Regions from separate parts of the Homo sapiens genome. Here region 2 is linked to region 1. A link is a loop called in an ENCODE intact Hi-C map of the cell type or tissue named here. Cell type or tissue: sigmoid colon. All regions are shown on one strand. Each heading gives the region's core, and the rest is flanking DNA. Links, peaks and the distances in the headings are about the cores only. Region 1 overlaps NAV1 (neuron navigator 1). Region 2 overlaps NAV1 (neuron navigator 1).

The links. A loop is a pair of places that touch in the nucleus more often than their neighbours do. Peaks named below come from ENCODE experiments on the same cell type or tissue, not always from the same donor. Only the 100,000 strongest peaks of a DNase experiment are listed, where the experiment ranks them.
Region 2: a loop joins it to region 1, with 2.3 times the contacts of the local background. A loop is called at or near these places in 3 of 110 quality-filtered maps.

Annotation. Positions count from the first base shown.
Region 1 is chr1:201,686,035-201,688,850 of GRCh38, forward strand. All of the region lies in intron 5 of NAV1 (neuron navigator 1), which reads left to right. It overlaps IPO9-AS1 (IPO9 antisense RNA 1), which reads right to left. Exons shown (of 3, transcript NR_046696.1): 3 at 2,222-2,379. Among named protein-coding and RNA genes, the nearest start is that of MIR5191, 32 kb to the right of the region's middle. In sigmoid colon, for the core only: no CTCF peak of the experiment used is centred there; no DNase peak of the experiment used is centred there; H3K27ac peaks cover 571 bases.
Region 2 is chr1:201,583,162-201,585,977 of GRCh38, forward strand. The region is part of intron 1 of NAV1 (neuron navigator 1); the gene reads left to right. Among named protein-coding and RNA genes, the nearest start is that of NAV1, 45 kb to the left of the region's middle. In sigmoid colon, for the core only: no CTCF peak of the experiment used is centred there; DNase peaks (open chromatin) are centred at 673 and 1,580; H3K27ac peaks cover 864 bases.

The DNA.
Region 1 (2,816 bases), core at 119-2,618:
TCAGCTCACTGCTTTTATTTCACACACATCTGAAGCTCCAGAGCCAGAGAAGAGGCTGTGGAGAGATGCACACCTAATAAGCACCGAGGGACAGCTGCCTGGCCCTTCTAGATGGAAGGGAGTCATGTTGGTCCTCAGAGAAATCCAGGCACCCATCTTTAGCACCTTCACTCCTCCCCCAACTGCATCTGCCCCTCCTCTCAATCCCCCATACTCACTCCCCTCAAGCTGCCCTCTTGCTGCCTTCATCCCTGCCCCCTCAGTATTCCATCCAGACCAGCCCTCCCCCAGGGTACCATGCTCTAACATTATCTCTCACACCTTCCCCAGGTCCCCATCAAAACACCCATTTCTTTAGTCAAGGTGTTTGGACAGCAGTCTGATTAAACTATAGGACAAATTGCTTCAGAAATTCAGACTTGTCATCCCACTTTGAATAGGTGGGGAGCAAGCCCCTGACTCTAGGCATTTGGATGCCCAGTTGTTAACTGCACTGGTAGATACTTTGTCTCTAGTGTGTCCCAGACATTTCCTGACCACATTTCTTTATGCTGAACTGAAAATCTTGTGATCTTGTTTCAAGATTGCATTGATTTGCATCTATCTCCTATCCCCCACTCCAACCCATTTGCTTATTTCCATAGTTTCTGTAGGCAGGTTTTCTCTTGCTAGTTATCTTGCCACCTTTGCCTCCTAAAGAGCCCTTAAATTGGCTTCCGGGCAGCAATCTATCCTTTTCTTTCTGGAAAATAGCCCAACCCCTGCAGCCTACCTCTCCTACCAGCCTCAGACTGCACTCACCTTCCCCCACTGTCCACAGCAGGAAGGACAGATGACAGGAGGAGGCTCACTTTTGCTGCCATTGCAAAAACCTCGAGCAGCAGCTGCTTTGTCACTCAATTCAGAAGCTCCTTCCTGGTGTGAAAGGTATTTTGCAATTATGCATAGTTACTCACAGTTACCCATTAACAGAAACCTTTCAGCTCCTTGCCAGCTTCATCTTAAATGCTTTTTCCTTTCTCCCTTCAGAAGTCTTTATAAGCATACGGTATTTAGGAAGGTCTCCTTTGCCAATATATACAGTATTATATAAATTACAACATGGAGTGACTAACTAGTGGCTCTCCCTCTAAGGATTTTACCACCGAATCCAAATATATTTCACTGATTGCATCTAGGCAGCTATAGGAGTGTTTTATAGGTTGCTTTTTTTTTCCCCCAGGGGGAAGTGGCTGGAAGGTGGCACAGGATATGTTCTCTCTTAAATCATATTACCACTCAACCAAGGATACATCTATTGTGTATCCAGCCTCCCACCTCCTTTCCTTCAATGGGAGGATTGGTAAGAGCTTAAAGCTGAGGCCCCTCTGGAGACCCCTAGGTTCGTAACCAAAAGGGACCAGGATGGATGGGGTTTCCCACTTATGATAATAATACCAACAATAACAACTATGATATGAGTGCCTGCCAGATACTAGGCACTGTGCTAGCACTTAACATACGTTATCTACTTTAATCTTCCTAATAGCCCTTAGAATATACATAATTATCTCTGTTCTACAGGTGGAAAAAAAATGAGACTTTTGAACATAAAGACTCTTAGTTAAGTTTGCATATTTCATGGTAGAGCCAAGACGCCAACCCAAATCTGTCTGATTTTAAAGCTACCACCCACCTACCCTGGATATTGGTTCGGAGTCAACTAGGGCCCTAAAACTAGTGAACATGGTGCCCCACCCTTTCCTGAAGCCTGGCATTTGTGGCCTGGGAACTGATGGGAGAGTATGAACATCTGAGGGCGGGCAAGTTTCTCCAAGGCCCTCCCTCAGATGGGGGAAGATGGGGAATCAAAGGTTCTCATTTTCCCTCCAACCACCTCCAGCAGTGTCATCCCAAACACGCCTGATTCTGCTGTATGTAATTAACGAGGAATGACTGCCCAGCCATTTGATTTCTAATTGCCACATAACATGAAAGTGACAATGCAGATGATTACATGTGTCAGATGAACTTGGTTGTAAGTTTTATTTAAACACTAAATTCTTTGGCTGTGCACTCAGCCTTTGTATTACTCACGTAGCAAGGTTGTCGGCTCTTCATTTAAAGAGGAAGAGATGGCAGGGGTGCCGTCAACTGTTCTGATGAGAGCAGGTCCTTCCTGGCTCTCCCTGTGTGCCAGGCCTTGGACCCTGGGCTCCTTGGTGGGGTGAGGGTGGTTAGGGAGGGTGGCACTGGAGCAGAGTAGACCATGGCAGGTTAGTGCTTATGGACCAGGTAAACCTCTTCCCAGGAGGGACGTGAATCTGCACAGCTTGTGGTCTCCCTACTCCCATGGAATCAAGGAGAACTTCCTGGGGAAAATGGGATGTTTTGAAGAATCTGTTGAATGAAAGAGTGAAGAAGATGATCTGGGATATTAGAAATGATAATATTTCTCTGAATAAAGGTTTTACACACAAAATATGGGCACCACATAACCTGATCAGAGCTGAAACTTAGCCATCCATGATATTTACATCCTGCCCACTGTTCAAAACCAGGAATCCCTTTTTGCGGGCTTTTCATTCAAGGGAAGAGGCTCAGATATCACACAGTTATCACTGACACCCGCCCCCATCGAAAATAATTATTCAGGGATTCTGAGAGCCAACGTAATTAGTCCAATTAATCTCTAGCGATGAATTATTCTGTCCGATAATCGTCTTCGGAAGCAAAGGATTCATTAGCGTCTCTGGCTGACAGCAGGGAGTCAAATGTCCTTTTATCTCTCTTCCCTGTCCCTGATATGATAGAATGAAATTGGCTCTCACTTTGAT
Region 2 (2,816 bases), core at 253-2,752, 100 kb before region 1:
TCTTAGCCTCCTCCCTGCCTGGCTGATTTCTTTGTGTGCCTCGGCTGGGCTCACGCTGCGTCAGGCTCGCCCGTGTTGGTATAATAGCCCTGATCGCTGTGCTTGTCGGAGAGGAGACAGCAGGGGCAAGGCCCCATCCAGGGCTCATCAGGCCCTGTACCCCAGCTGTGTTAATTGTCCAAGCCCTCCAACAAGCCAACCCTTTTTCCCATCTGCAATTAAGACAAAAAGCTCGTTATCTCTCCCGCTCCCATTATCTGTAGACTCTGCTAAGGGGCTCTTTCTCAAGAGCAGCACCTGCAGAGGCCAACAGAGGTTGGCATTAACTCCTTCCCTGCTGGAGATAGGAATCTCTGAGTGGGTGAAGGAGGCAGCTGAAGCTGGTAGGAATGGCTCTGGGACAGAGGGTGGCACTTGGGGCCCTGGAATGGTTCTGTTACAAGCTTGCTGGGTGTCCTTGGGCAAACAATTGACCTTTTTTGAGCCTTTGAAATCCTCTTTCTCCTTTCTTCCCAAGGAAGCCATGGAAATAAATAAGGAGCTGTTGAAGTTGCCAGCTCCCTGGAGTAACTGTGTAAACCTCCGGTCTTCTATTCTCATGGCCAATAGTGCTTCCACTGGTCAAAACTCAAGCCTCAAGATAAAGCATGTAAATAGCTTAAGAAGAGCAGTGCTGGTGCCTGGGGGAGAGGAGCCAGTCAGGACCTTCAGCTTCCCAGGGAAACTTGGATTGAGTAGAATGTAGCAATCTCACTTTGCAGCGTGTCCTTCAGCAAGTCACTTACTCTCTCTGTACTCCAACTTCGTCCTCTGAAAAATTAAAGAATCCAACTGGATCATCTCCAAGATCCTTTCCAATTGAGAAATTCCATCACCTGTGATGATTTTTCTGTACAATGCAATTTGGGAAGGACACTAGCATTTATGGAACCACTGATATGTGCCAGATCTTTCACATGTGTTGTTATTTCCACTTTAAGTGTAAGAACAATATCAAGTTCAGAGATGTGAAAGAAGTGGTCCAAGGTCAATCATCCAGTACCTGGAGGACTCTAGATTCAAACCCACATTTATGAGACTGTAAAACCATTGCTCTTTTTCATGATACCATGTTTTTAGGGACTGCCCATCTAATGGTTCCTTACAAGACAGAGCTGCATATAGAGGGGGAAATGTAACCTACTCTATATGCAGCTATAAAAACAAAGAATCTGGATTCTAACCACTTAGATTCTCCAGAGTCATAATGTGTTAGGAAGGAGTGAATGAGAAATAATTTTTTTGCCCCTCTGGTCTCCCATGTGACTGAGATTGCCTGAGATGTGTGTGCAGACTCTCAAAGAAAAAGTTGTATAATTGTCAGGCATTGGATCTTGTTTTCATCTTGGTAAACCAAATCCTGGAGATGGAATACAGCTGCTATCTCAGCAGCTGGTTCCAGCTTGTGATGTGCCTGTGTCCAGCAGAGCCCACGGCAGCCTTATGAAAGCCCTCCTCAGTCTGTTTCTAGAATCTCCTCTGAATCCATAAGAAACCGCCCAGAGCTTAGCCCATCAGCCCTGCTGACAGGCTGGGCCAGTCCAGATGCTCCACCAAGGCCTGGATTCTGGCTCTTTCACTCAGTTCACTCATCTGCCCCTGAGTCATCCAGAGAAAGGGGTTTGGGGAGAGTCCGGAGCAGACAGCAAAGCAGGGAATCAAGGAAGCTCTTGACCAACTGGCAGGCAGCCCAAGTCCTGGCATCCCACGGGAGAGGAGAAGGGCCCCTGCCTTTCCAAACCAAAGGCTCACATGAGTGAAGGATGGGCCTGAAATCCTCACTCTGGAAGCAACTGACCAAGGTCCTCCCACCCAGCCCCAACCCCATGCACAACTAATAAGACAAATGCTTCCTGTCTTGAGTTCCCCATTCGGGTAGTTTTCGCAGGGGCCTGATCTTCTCCCCAGTCTCCCAAGCTTTGGGCAGGTCATTGGGCCCTCATCCCTGAAGTCAGGCACTGGGCTGGATCTATTCTGGTTTTAGGGTTCTGAACGTGTGATGACTCATCTTCTGCTGAAGGGTTTTTCATGGAGTACTGAAAACCCTTAAAGCAGAACATTTCAGAGTGTGTTCTGTGACTTGCAAATTATTCTGTGAGAATACGATGATGGGGGAGGCACAGAACTAGGTTTCTGTGGTCAGCTAAGTTGTGGAAATGCAGTAAGATCATCTGTCTTTTGGAATCTTGATCTACATGAACATAGGAAAGGCTCTGAGAAGCTCTTCATTCACAGACACACACACACACACAAATAGACAAATCGGACTTCAACAAAATTAAAAACATTTGTGCCTCAAAGGAAAATATTGAGAAAGTGAAAAGACAACCCACAGATTAGGAAAAAAAATTTGCAAATCTTATATCTGATAAGGGTCTAGTATGTGGAAAATATAAAAAACTTCTACAATTTAACAATGACAAAAAAAACTGATTTTTTAAATGGGAAAATGACTTGAATAGACATTTCTTCAAAGAATATATATAAATGGACCACAAGCATATGAAAAGATGCTTAACATCACTAGTTATTAAGAAATGCAAATCAAAACCAAAAGGAGATACTACCTCACACCCAATAGGATGGCTGCTATCAAAAGCACAGAAAGTAACAAGCATTGGCGATGATATGGAGAAATTGGAACAGAATCTGTGTGCAATATTGATAGGAATGTAAATTGGTGCAACAGCTATAGAAAGCAGTATGACAGTTCTTCAAAATATTAAAAATAGAATTGCCATATGATTCAGCAATTCCACGTCTCAGTAGACACCCAA